Linked DNA regions of Homo sapiens: region 2 is linked to region 1. The links are chromatin contacts, found by Hi-C or POLR2A ChIA-PET in ENCODE. All regions are on one chromosome and are shown on one strand. Each heading gives the region's core, a stretch centred on a gene start or an enhancer-like site at or near the end of the contact. The rest is flanking DNA. Distances are from core to core; before and after follow the strand shown.

What was found. A loop is a pair of places that touch in the nucleus more often than their neighbours do. ChIA-PET counts read pairs that join two places held with the same protein, here RNA polymerase II (POLR2A). Pooled maps may share reads with other maps.
Region 2: a loop to region 1 is called in a pooled map, with 2.0 times the contacts of the local background. The contact joins two enhancer-like sites. A Hi-C loop is called at or near these places in 1 of 50 pooled maps. POLR2A ChIA-PET finds 5 or more read pairs at or near these places in 2 of 52 experiments (AG04450 and activated T-cell).

What each region holds. Positions count from the first base shown.
Region 1 is chr4:128,238,082-128,244,579 of GRCh38, forward strand. No RefSeq gene overlaps it. Among named protein-coding and RNA genes, the nearest start is that of PGRMC2, 46 kb to the right of the region's middle. Within about 2 kb of position 3,655, at least 6 of the 41 ENCODE cell types and tissues checked have a DNase peak (open chromatin) inside an H3K27ac peak, as active enhancers do.
Region 2 is chr4:128,320,808-128,327,305 of GRCh38, forward strand. No RefSeq gene overlaps it. Among named protein-coding and RNA genes, the nearest start is that of PGRMC2, 36 kb to the left of the region's middle. RefSeq lists an enhancer at 804-1,366. Within about 2 kb of position 2,369, at least 5 of the 41 ENCODE cell types and tissues checked have a DNase peak (open chromatin) inside an H3K27ac peak, as active enhancers do.

The DNA.
Region 1 (6,498 bases), core at 2,405-4,904:
CATGGTATACACATAGATATACCATTGTATATGGTATGCCATATAAATATACACACACAAAAATTATATATATATATATATATACCATTTTGTAAACAGAAATTGATTCTGAGCCCCCCCTTCTCAAAGCCTTCTAGTCCATTGTCATTTGGATAAACAAAAGTGCTTGACTGTGCCATTCCTGCACACCACTCTGATGGACTTGATGACTTGACATAGCATAGTCTCTAGAATAGGCCTCCTTTATTACAGAAGAAAATAAATTATATTGAAATATAGTATCAAACATTTAAAAAATTATTACATATTAATATAAAGGCCTAATTGTTAACTCATTAAACAATAAGATCTAGGAGTCTGCCTACTAACTACCATCATTTAGAAGCTGTAATGAATATAAATTTTATATATATATATATATTTTTTTTTTTTTGAGATAGAGTCTCACTTTGTCATTCAGGCTGGAGTGCAGTGGCACGATCTCAGCTCGCTGCAACCTCTGCCTCCCTGATTTAAGTGATTCTTCTGCCTCAGCCTCCAGAGTAGCTGGGACTACAGGTGTGCGCCACCATGCCTGGCTAATTTTTGTATTTTTAGTAGAGACGGGGTTTCACCATATTGGCCAGGCTGGTCTTGAACTCCTGACCTCATGATCCACCTGCCTTGGCCTCCCAAAGTGCTGGGATTACAGGCATGAGCCACCATGCCTGGCCCATAAATAATATTTCATGAGAGATAGTCTCTCAGCCAACCAGGAATAGAAGGAAACTTCCTCAACCTAACAAAGGGGTTCTACAAAAACCCTGCAGCGGTATTTTACTTAATGGTGAAAGGTTGAAATGTTTTCTATCCAAAATTGGGAACAACGCAAGGATGCTTGCTCTTAACCACTCGAATTCAACATTGTACTGGAGGTTGTTAGCACAGTAAGGCAAGAAAAAGAAAAGTCATCAAGAATGGAAGAGAAGAAGCAAAACTATCTTTGCTTGCAGTTAGCATGATTGTTTATGTAGAAAATCCTAAGAGAGCTACAAAACACAAAACAACTCTCATAATATGATAGACAAGGAAATTAAATATGGGCAAAAGATTTTATCAGATACTTCACTAAAGAAATGTGTAAATCACCATTAAGCACAGGAAAAGATGCTCAAATGCGTTATTCACCAGGGAAATGCAATGTGATATTACAATATGTCCACCTACCAGAATGGATAAAATTGAGAAGCCTGGTAGTACTGAATGTTAGTGAGGATATGGAGCAACTGGAAGTTGCATATACTATGGTGGAAATATAAAATGATACAACTACTTTGGAAATACAATTTAGCAGTTTCTTATTAAGTTAAACACACACTTACCATTCATAACAGCAATTCCATTCTTAAGTATTAATCCAGGAGAAGTAAAAACTTCTGTCCATGTAAAGATTTATTCAAAGAAGTTTTATTAATAATAGCTGCAAATAAGAAATAACCCAGACAGGTGAAAGAATGAAGAAGCTGTGGTATATGTGTACAAAGGAATACTAGTCAACAATAAAAAGGAATAAAGTTTTTATTGCAACAACATGCATGAAACAATGTGGATACATCTCAAAACATTATAGTAAGTGAAAAAAGCAAAACATAACATATCGGTTAAAGAAAAAGGCAAATCTAATCTAAAGTGAGAGCAGATCAGTGGTTACTTAAGATCAGGCAACCTAGGCAAGAGAGAACTTTTTGGAGTGAGAAAAATATTCTTTCTCTTCACAGTGGTAATGGTTGCATTAGTATATATAATTGTCAAAAGTCATTGAACTGTATCCTTAAAATGAATGTATTTGTTGTATGTTACTTATATATCAATAAAGTTGATTTAAAGATACTGAGTTTTGAAACTCAAGACAGAGTTAGTTGACTGGAAAGAAAAAGAATCTTTGAGTTCTGAGAGCCTAGATGTTTTCAGTCCTGAACTGAAATCCTGGTCTAAACAATAGACATCAGACTGGGTGCAGTGACTCATTCCTTTAATCCCAGCGCTTTAGGAGACCAAGGTAGGAGGATCACTTGAGCCCAGGAGTTCAAAACCAACCTGGGTAACATAGTGAGATTCCATTTCTACAAATAATTTAAAAATTAGCCAGGTGTGGTGGCACCTGCCAGTGGTCCCAGCTACTTCAGAGGTTGAGGCAGGAGGATCGCCAGAGCCTGGAAGGTTGAGGCTGCAGTGAACACTAAGATCACACCACTGCCCTGCAGTCTGGGCAACAGAGTGAGGCTATGTCTTGAAAAAATAAACCAAGGAAACAAAAAACAATAGTTGTCGAACCTAGAACAGAACAAGAGCATAGTCTCGTTATCCCCGGTAGCCCAACTTTGTCGAAAAACTTACTAGGCTGGGGAATGCGGAGAAGAGTTCAATAGGAAAGAAAGTGAGCTATTGGTTGGAGTCCCAAAGAAGGGGTCCTATATCACCCTTGTGCCCCTTCATCCTCCAGCCAAGTCAGATCAGCTTATAGAGACAAGCTGGGAGAGTCCACTTGCTTGTGAGAAGTAGCAAGGCCCACAGGGCATTCCTGAGGCCACTGTGGCAGGGAAGATCAGGTGGGGCTCTGGCAGTCTGAGGGATGTCCTGTATGCTCAGCATGCTTGGAAGAGTGGCTGGCAAAAGCCTGAGAACAGGAGATCTGGAGGGGCCTCACAGCTAGGAAGCGGGGAGACTATTATATCAGTGGCTGCAGCATAGGCTGCGTGGTTGGAGATACCATTGAGGAGACAGCAACAGTGGACAACCAAAAGGGAATTTATTTTGGTGGATGCTAACATGAAGGGGTTGATGACAGAGCAATGGCACTGATGCCGTGAGCCCACAGAAGCCTTGTGGAACTAACTTGCCACTTCAGGGACAAGGCTGTGGGTGGGGAATGAAGGCAGGGAAAAAATTCATTTGAAAAATGCTCTTTTGGCCTCTCTTGGAGTAGCCTGGCTTTTGTCTCTGCTAACACATCAGACCAGCCCTGTCCTCCCCAGGATTCTCTGGGGACTCTGAGATGTGGTGTAGGGGACAGATTGGATCCCTAATTTGCTGCCGACCTCCTTTCTGCAAACTCTTTGGGCTAGATCAATGTGAGCGCTGCAAGGTGTAAGCAAGGGAAGCCATCATCGATAGCACACCATTTCCACTTTCATTCTGAACTCTTAACTGACACATTTACAGAACCTCTTACAAAAATGAAAAGTTCAAATATCCCTCTGTTGTAAAGAAACAAGATGGGCCCAGTGGAATAGTCCATCTTGTTTCTTTACTCTTTACATTTGGATGAAGAACCACACCATTTGGTCTTGGGATCCACTTGAAAACTCTCCAGGACTCAGATTTCTGTTCTTATTTCTCATAAGGCACAGTGTACGTGTGTCATCCTCTGAGCTGTCTGTGATGTTTTCCACCTGACCACAGCTCATGCTGTGTCTCCCACCATGGTCTGGTCAGGCAAGCTGTGTGTACACTTCTTGAGAAGGCTGATTGTTGTGAAAACCTTTGCCACAGAAACAAAAACGAGGGGCTGCCTCTTTCAGATACATTCGCCAGCAGCTTTTCTCTTATGACCTCTGGAACACAATTGCATCAACTCAGACATGTGACTGGGCAGAAATACCAGCTCAAAGACCATCTGGTTAAGAATGAGGCATACTTCCCAGCTTGGTGGATGGCAAAATGTCAAAATGCCCCAGGGGGATCTGCCTCATCTCTCATTCCTAAAATATTCACAGGCTGACTGTTTCTGACCCAGCCTCAAAAAGGGGGGTTTTCCCTGGCAGAAGCTGAAGTGATCCTGGCCTCAGGTTCTATGTCTTTTGGAGCACTGTCAGGGGCTTCTGTGTTTCTGGAGCTAATCTAAGGAATAAGTGTTGTTTTAGGACAGTCGTAATTCAGTGAAATTTATTGATGCACTCACTAAGTGAGCAGATACTGTCCTGGGGGTAGGGATACTGTTTTAGTCTTCCTGTGCTGCTATAACCAAATACATGAGACTGAATAATTTATGAAAAACAGAAATTTATATTCTCACAGTTCTGGAGGCTGGGAAGTCCAAGATCAAGGCAGGTTCAGTGTCTGGTGAAGGCCACTTGTTCATAGACAGTACCGTCCAGATGTCCTCACTTGGCAGAAGGGACAGAAGAGCGAAAAGGGGACAAACACTGTGTCCTCATGGGCAGAAGAGTGGAAGGGCAAACTTGCCCCTGCAAGCCCTTTATAAGGCACTAATCCATTCATGAGGGCTCCAGCCCCATGGCCTAATCACCTCCTTATAGCCCCACATTTTAATGCTGCTGCATTGTGGATTAAGTTTCAACATGAAATCTGGAGGGGCACAAACATTCAAACCACAGCAGGCACAAAGATAGTCAATTTCTGCTCTTAACAGATCAGGCAACGCGGGGAGGGTCTAAGAGAGGGAGGAAAGAGACAATAGATTAGATGCTGATGACACAGGGTGGCCATGCTATGACAGAGGTAGGTGAGCATAGCAGGGGAGAACAGATGAGGCACACCTCACCCCAGAGGGCTCATGGGAGTGGTGTTAGTAAAGGCTTTTTGAAGAAAAGGATCCTTGGACTCAGTCTTGAAGAAAAAGTTTGGAATTCGCTAGGCAAAGGTTGAGAGATTTCCTAGAAGATGAGATGAGATGTGCAAAGGTGCAGAGGCAAGAGAGGGCCTAGGGCACTGTACCACCTGGAGCGCATGATGAGAGATCAGATTGAAGATGGCAGTGGAGGCCCAGTGATGAAGGGCCATGAATGTAATGCTAACAGCTTGCAATTTGTCCTCTGGGGACAGGGAACCATTGGAAAGAGAGCCATTTTGTCAGTGGAGCGATCTTAAATGTGTGCTTAAGAGAATATATGGAACTGCGGGGACAGATCCCTGAGAGGGAGTGGGAGGTGAAGAATTGGAGAGGCCTTCTAAGATGATGAGGAGTTATATTTGGCAGAGCTGGGTGGGTGGGTGGGTGGGTGGGTGTGGAGTAGAGAGCATGGGCCAAGGAAGACTCCAGGTTTCTGGCGTGGGTGACTGAGGACAGTGCTGTTGGCAAACGGGAAGGCCAGAGGATAGATGGTTTGTTTTCTTTTTTAGTGGAGAAGCTGATGAATGCCTTGAACACACTGAACCGGGGGAACCTGTGGGCCATCACGAGGAGGGACTCAGTGGGCCAAGGGCACTAAGGTCTGTGCCTGGGACAGAGTCATCAGTCCAAAGATGGAGGTGACAGTCAGGGGAGTGGCAGAGATTGCTCAGGTGTGTATGGGAGCGAGGAAAGAAGAGGCCCACAAAAGCTGGGGCAGCCACTCTTGCGTTGGCTGAGGAAGAAACTATGAGGCCTGAGGTAGAAGCCCAGGGTGGTGTGGAGTCCTGCTGTCAAAGTCAAGGAGAATGCAGTGGTGGCCATGTGGCAAAATAAGGGCAGAAAAGTTTTTCTGAGAATGAATCACAAAAGGAATTGCAGGTCCCTGGAGCTTGCCCTGAAAAGGAACAGGGGCTGGAAATTCTGGCCCTCTGGGTGGGCCTCCCTTCAGCAGCCTCTGAGTCCGTTTCTGGAGCCCTGCTCACTCCCCTCCAGGAATCAGCCCCCAGCAGGACTTCTACCCAAGGCGTGCTGCACTTTATCAGAAGCTTCCAAGGCCAACAGGTGCTGGGAGCGAGTCATGTCTTTTTAGGTTGTTAGAGTGCCCGTCAGCAAATCGCTATCCTTTCCAGGTTATTTTTTTCCTTCTAGTGTATTCCTCTCCTGATACCTTTAAAAACACACAAAAAAATTTCGTTTTTCCTCACATAATTCTATTATCTTAGATGTTTTTCTGCTTTTAAATGTCTATGTTGCTAGCAGAACCCCTTCCCCAACCTTTTAAAAATGTCAAATACACTTTGTCCTGATAAGGTAAGTGAAGGTTCAATCAATTTATTGCTTTAATCAGTAAACATTTGTGGCATGCCTGCTTGGTACCAGGCCCTGTACCAGGTGCTGTGGCAGCAGAAAGACCACCTGAGGGACAGCCTGAGGGGAATGAATGCTGAGAAGATCAGAGGAAGGCGTCTCCCACTCTCCCCTGCCACAGTGCCCTTTTATTTTGTCCTCCCCAGTTTTTGAGGTGTGAAAGACCCGTACAGCATGGATGCCAAGAGCACGAGATGAAGTGGCAGCGGTTCCTAATCCTTTCTGGGTCTGGAGGAGGCTATGCCCTGGAAGTGGACTCTGAAAGCAGGTCCCCAATGTGCCTGTCACCTTACCATGTCAATCATAGACCTCCCCTTGCCTTTCTTTAAATACACATGCAGCTTCCACTCTTTGAGCTTGTAAGAAACAAACAAGCAAAAAAACAACCAAACAAAAACCAAAACAACCCTACACATGTAGGTTCATTCAAAGTAGTGAAGCAGCAACTTAAGTTGCTGGCAGGGAGAGGTAGGACAGTCAGAGAATGGTAGCTTTCCCTGCTACTCTGCTGTGCATCT
Region 2 (6,498 bases), core at 1,119-3,618, 81 kb after region 1:
GCTACCATGCCCAGCCAAATATCTATTTTCTAAAGCCTTTTTGCCAATTCCTAAGAGATATGTCACCGAGAAGCCTTGAAAGCTGCATTTTGTTTACATGGACAAATGGTCATAATGAGCAGTTTCAAAAACACCAAATTCCAATATGTGATTTCTTAAAGATATATACATGTAAATTTAACAGATATGTACAGGTAGTTTTCTTATTGTTGTTTTTTTTGTTTGTTTGTTTGTTTGTTTTTTAACTCAGGCTGAAGTGCAGTGGTGCGGCCTCAGCTCACTGCAACCTCCACCTCCCAGGTTCAAGCCATTCTCCTGCCTAAGCCTCTGGAGTAGCTGGGATTACAGGCGTGCGCCCCCACTCCCAGCTAATTTTGTATTTTTAGTAGAAACAGGGTTTTACCAGGTTGGCCAGGCTGATCTTGAACTCCTGACCTCAAGTGATCCACCTTGGCCTCCCAAAGTGCTGGGATTACAGGCGTGAGCCACTGCACCTGGCCAGCAGAAACAGATTTGAGAAGAGTACGGAGGGGATGGGGAGTTCTGAAAAGTCTAATTGGAACACTGGCTGGATTATAGGTCTGTGTGTGTTCTAAAGTGGTTCTAAACCTAACTACCATAGGCAAACATAGCTCAAGTGTGTCATACCATATAAATATTTTGGAATACAGAATGGAGCTATTGTACAACAATGTCTGGAATGCTTAGTTTGGATCAACTAATCAAGGAACAATGAACCTGAAAAGGCCAGGGGAGATTTTTTTTTAATGGAACAAATGTCATTATACATCAACATTGTTTTAAAAGTTATGGTAGCTATATAAATAATTCTATGCCCTGGAGAAATAATTCTCACTTTTTTGGGTAATTTAACATTCTTTGAAATGCTGTAGAATTTAAAAAATTTTCCATTTTGCTTGGATAACTGCCATACTAGCTTCAAAAGGTGCAGAATAGTTGTGTGTGTGTGTGTGTGTGTGTGTGTGTGTGTGTGGTGTTTAAGGGAAAGTAGAGGAAGCCTTATGGGCCACCCAGGGGGTAAACTCACAATGGGAATTCTAAATGAGGGCTCCTTAGCTGGTTGTGTTTGAAGCTCTGATCCTGACTCCCTTCCTTAGCTGCCATAATCCACCGATGGAGCCTTACCTCGAGAGACAATGCCAGTTTCTCCTCATTGTTATGAGAGTAACCCTGATGTAAGAACCTCATTTTCCAGGCAAGATCAGGATTTAGCTTCTATTTAAACAGGTCTTTGGACTAGAGCTCTGATTTTTGCCTCCAAACAGATTCTTCTAGCTTTGGGTTTTTAAGATCAGTTCTGATTGAGAGGTTAGGAAGACAGTTTTCAGTGTGCCTTCTAATGCTCCCTTTAGGCCTTTCCTAATTCAAATCTGCATTTGTCTGGGAGCTGTAATAATTTTTTGGATGTGGAAGTTGGGGAATTGGGAAATTAGTTTTAGTTTTGCTGATTATGTTTCTAAATAAGATTATCCTTTTGATAAGATTGTAGAATTGAATTATTCCAAAGAATATCTAGACATTTTACCAGCCATCAAAGGGATGACCAAATCTGTCCTCTTCTCTCCTTACCACTCCCCTCCCCACTCTTCCTCTTCCCTTCTCTCATTTATTTATTATCTATTTGTCTATCTATCCATCTGTATGTCTAACCTCAATCAGTCATCTGTGAGTCATGTCTTTGTCTACTTTGTTTTGTTTTGATGGAATGGCAGCAAAGGATGATAAGAGAGCAGTAGTTGTCTGAAGTCTCAAATATCACTGGAGTTTGTTCAAAGTGTTGCGTGAAGGTAGTTCAGTCATACCTAGCTTGTATTATTTGTTGAAATCGTGGTCAAGGAAGAAAAGGACTTTTCTGGGGTTGAAAGAGGCAAAATTCAGGGTAGTGAAACTTGAAAAATGGAGCAAAGAAAACTTGGTTAAAGATAAGGCTGTAATGCCAGATGACAAAAACAAAAACAAAACAAAACAAAACAATGAAACTCCTTTTCTCTTTCCAGAGAGAGAGACTAATGGCCCCAGCTCCTCATGTGGTCTCATTTTCCAGTTGCCCCAAAACTTTCTGCTCTGAGACCCACTATGGCTCTTCTTTCTGCACCTCTCACCTGGTGAAGCGACCTGTGGCCCCACTGATGCTCAGGCTGTGACAGTACTGCAATGAAAAGAGAGACCAGGGTCTGGAGGTCCCAACAGCAAGTAGTGCTTCTAGAGAGAACTCCTCCCCAGCCAGCACTGCTCATTGAACAGCTTACAACCCATGATGAGCTGTTTTTCTAGGAGGCCCTCTTCCATTCCCCAGGCCCAAACGCCTCTGTGAGATATGGGACTAAACAATGACCCACACCTCTTGGCTAAACACTCTGGATAACACTGGTTACTCAGCTTCCTCTAGCCTTCCAGGACAGCTCACAACATACCCCACATTCCAATAACCTCAGTGCTAGAAGTCCACACCTCCTAGATCATTATCGCTTGTCTCAACACTGCTTTTTACCTTCCCCACTCTATCTTGTTTATGCTGCTCTGCAATCTCAGACTCCTCCACTGCCCTCTATAATTCTTGGTTTTCCATTACCAAACTTTTCTACATCCCAAAACTGCTCTCTGAACATTTGCTTCCCCTTCTTCCTCTAACTGAAACTTGGCTGTTCCCTGAGGAAATTTCTTTCCTAGAAGCAGTTTCCTCCCAAATGGAAGATGTCTTGTCTTTCTGTCAGAGGTGTTCGAGCTAGAGTGACTCCATCATGAGCAGGGGCTGGATAAAATGAGGCTGAGACCTACTGGACCACATTCCCAGGAGGTTAGGCATTTGTAGTCACAAGATGAGATAGGAGGTCAGCAGGACTGGTATCACAAGATTCAGGCAAAACAGGACACCATAAAGAAGCCAGCCAAACCCCACCAAAACCAAGATGGCAGTGAAAGTGATACCTGGCCATCCTCACTGCTCATTATACACTAACTGAATGCATTAGCATGCTAAAAGACACTCCCACCAGTGCCATGACAGTTTACAATACCATGGCAACGTCTGGAAGTTACCTTATACATTCTAAAAAGGGGAGGAACCCTTTTTGGAACCATTCTGGGAATTGTCTGCCCCTTTCCCAGAAAACTCATGAATAATCTACCCCTTGTTTATCATATAATCAAGAAATAATCATAAAAATAGCCAACCAGTAGCCCTTGGGGCTGCTCTGTCTATGGAGCAGCGATTCTTTTGTTTCTTTACTTCACTCATGAACTTGCCTTCAGTTTACTCTGTGGACTCACCCTGGATTCCTTCTTGCACAAGGTCCAAGAACCCTCTCTTGGGGTCTGCATCGGGACCCCTTTCTGGTAAACCTTTATTTGGCTGTAGGTAGAGTAAGTATCTTTTTTCTTCCTATTGATCCTTCCAAACTATCTATCCTTCTTTTGACTTTGAAAACCCTAAGTCTGTTGAGTTCATGTCTTCAGACTTTACCACCTAATCTCTCTTCTAATAGTTGTCATCTTTCAGAATCTCTTGCTGTCTCTCATCATTCTTTGATGACTTTATCATCTAGTTTATTGTATTTGATTTCCTCCATTATTCCTACAATCCTGTTGGTTTTGCTGTCCTTGTAGATTATCCACCCAGTACCCTGGTCTCTCAATTTCTTGAACTTCTCTACTTCAAATATCTTCACTCCACTGCAACCAGCCACTGCCATTCTTACAGCCACACCATAGACATTATTAACAGTCAATACCAATAGCCTTTAAAATCTCTGGACAGCAATCACTATCCTGCTGTCTGATTATCACATTTTGAGTCTCTATCTCACTCCTACCAGTTCCCTTGGAACTGTTCTTTGACCCTATAGGGACATTCAATCCATTGATCCTGCTGATTTTATTTTTTAATTTCCCTAACTTTCATATTGTTATTTATCTTCTTGTTAAGCTAGCTTCCATGGTCTGGCACTTGAGCCAGATTCTTGCAGAAAACCTGAACTTTCTTGTTTTCCTTTCTCTCCACTGAACACATCTGAAAAAACTCACCCCTTGTGAAACCCAGTTATCCTCCTATGCTGTAACTACACCTGAGAAACTAATGTTACTAGAGGAAATTCATACAACCATGATGACTGGACTTGCCTAAAGTTTTCCACTGTAAATCCCAAATGGAATCCAATGCTGCTAGATGATGCTGTTTCACTTCCTTGGTACATTCACCCTCCTACACTCTAGGACAATCTTTCTTCTAAAACCTCCATTCTTTCATCCCATTCACTCTCAGCCAATAACCTCGGCCAAGGAAATGTAGCTAACTTAGAATTGCCTCATCTTCCCATCACTAAACCTACCAATCTACTTGCATCTGTACCCTCCATGTATTTTATGTTTCTTTCTGAACACTGGAAGTAGTGTTTCTACTTCTGATGTCCAGCCCCTCTGTTAGCGTCTTAGATCACATCACATCCACATTTGTTTACTCAAGGACCTCAATACTGGAGTTACCCTCTCTCTTCTTAATTATTGTTTTTTTTCATCATGGAATTATTCCTAATGATATACAAACATGTTTTATTATTAATCATCCCTTGAATCCCATGATTTGAGGGAACCTAAAAAAATAAAATAAAATAAAACTATATCTCCCTTGACGTCACATCATCCTCATATGTTTTATTTCTTTCCCTCTCTTCACAGTCTTCAAACTATTTGTTTATACTTTCTGTCTCTACTTTCTCATTTTTTTCCTTTCATATGCCCATTCCAAGTACACTTTTTTGTACCCACCACTCTGTTGAAATAGATCCTATCCAGTTTATCAATAGCATCTAATATAGTGGTCAATTTTCTGTCTGAATCTAATTCAGCCTCTCACTAGCATCTGACACAGTTGATCTCTCTTTCCTTCTTTTTTTCATGCTTAATGATGTTTATTGTTTGCTTCACAAATGAAACATGTTAGTCAATAATTCTGAAGTTATGATTATTAATAGATAATGAAAGCCTATTCAAAATTCACTTTACTCTTCAATGATGTAACTTTTCATTTGGAAATTTCTCTGCAGTCTCTCAATAATTTACACATGGAGATAATTGAATATATGACATGTTTTGAAGGGTAACTTCTAATTGAGTAGATACATATCTCCTTTTTTGAAACCCTTTCTTCTCTAAGCCATCACATTTTCCTCCAGATTTTATCTGATTTTCCTCTGGCTTCCCTTTTCAGACCTTTGCTTGTTCTGGAAAGGGAAACCAGTGAGGTAGGAATAAAATCTTTACTGCACTTCTGTGTTGGAATGTCCCTGCATTGGGAGCACAGACTCTGGAGTCAAATTGCTTGAGTTTAAATTCTGATTCTATTACTTCCTAGCTATATGACCTTGAGAAATTTATTGTATCATTTCCCTTTTTGAAAAATGAGGAAAAATCATAGTACCTGTTTCTTAGAGATGTGGTAAAGATTAAATGAGTTTGGCTGGGCACGGTGGCTCACACCTGTAATCCCAGCTCTTGGGAGGCTGAGGCAGGCGGATTGCTTGAGCCCAGGAGTTCAAGACCAGCCTGCAACATGGCAAGACCCCATCTCTACAATTAAAAAGTCGGGTGTGGTGGCCTGTACCTTTGGTCCCAGCTGCTCAGGAGGCTGATGCTGGAGGATCACTTGAGCCCAGGAGTTCGAGGCTGCAGTGAGCCATGATCATGCCATTGCCATCCAGCCTGGGCAACAGAGTGAGACTATCTCAAAAAAAAAGTAAATATAGACCATCTTAGTGTCTGTTTATAGTAAATGCTATATTAATGGCTATACTAATGGTAGCTATTGTTATTTCCCAAGCTTTTAAATTTGGTGCTGAAATGGAAGGGGACTCGCCTTTTGGGTTATGGAGCTGGAAAATGCCAGTTAATGACTGCTGGTAGTCCTTTCCCTACCATGTGGAAAAAGTCTGCATGAGACGAGATTGAGGTTAACACATGAAAGGAGTCAAGAAAAAGGGAGGAGTATAATAGTCAACATTCTTGATTATGAACAACAGATCCATTCCAAATAGTCCAAAAATAAGCAAAAGTGGATTTATTAAAAGATATTAGGTAGCTCAAGGAATTTCCAGAATTGCTGGAAAACAGGCTTGATAGTTCATTGCCATGGACATTGAAGCTAAGAACACTGGCTGATCTTGCTGAAAAATTATACTGGCAAAAACATCATTCCTACTACCTGTTGCCAATTGATATGGCACCAACCCTGAACCTGAAGCCATAATCTGTGTTGCTGTTGCCCCAAAAGAACTAGATTCCTTGACCACTGTCCTTGTCAGGAAATCAATCTCCCAGTGTGGGGCCATCACTGATTATAACTCCCCTCCACATTCAAGTCTCCTGTAGTTGTATCTGTTTGGCAATGCCTAGATCATACACCTTTACTCTAAATGCAAAGAAATCCAGTAAATGTAATTTTTTATATTCTACTTTTAGAAGAAATAATTCACAATATGGAAA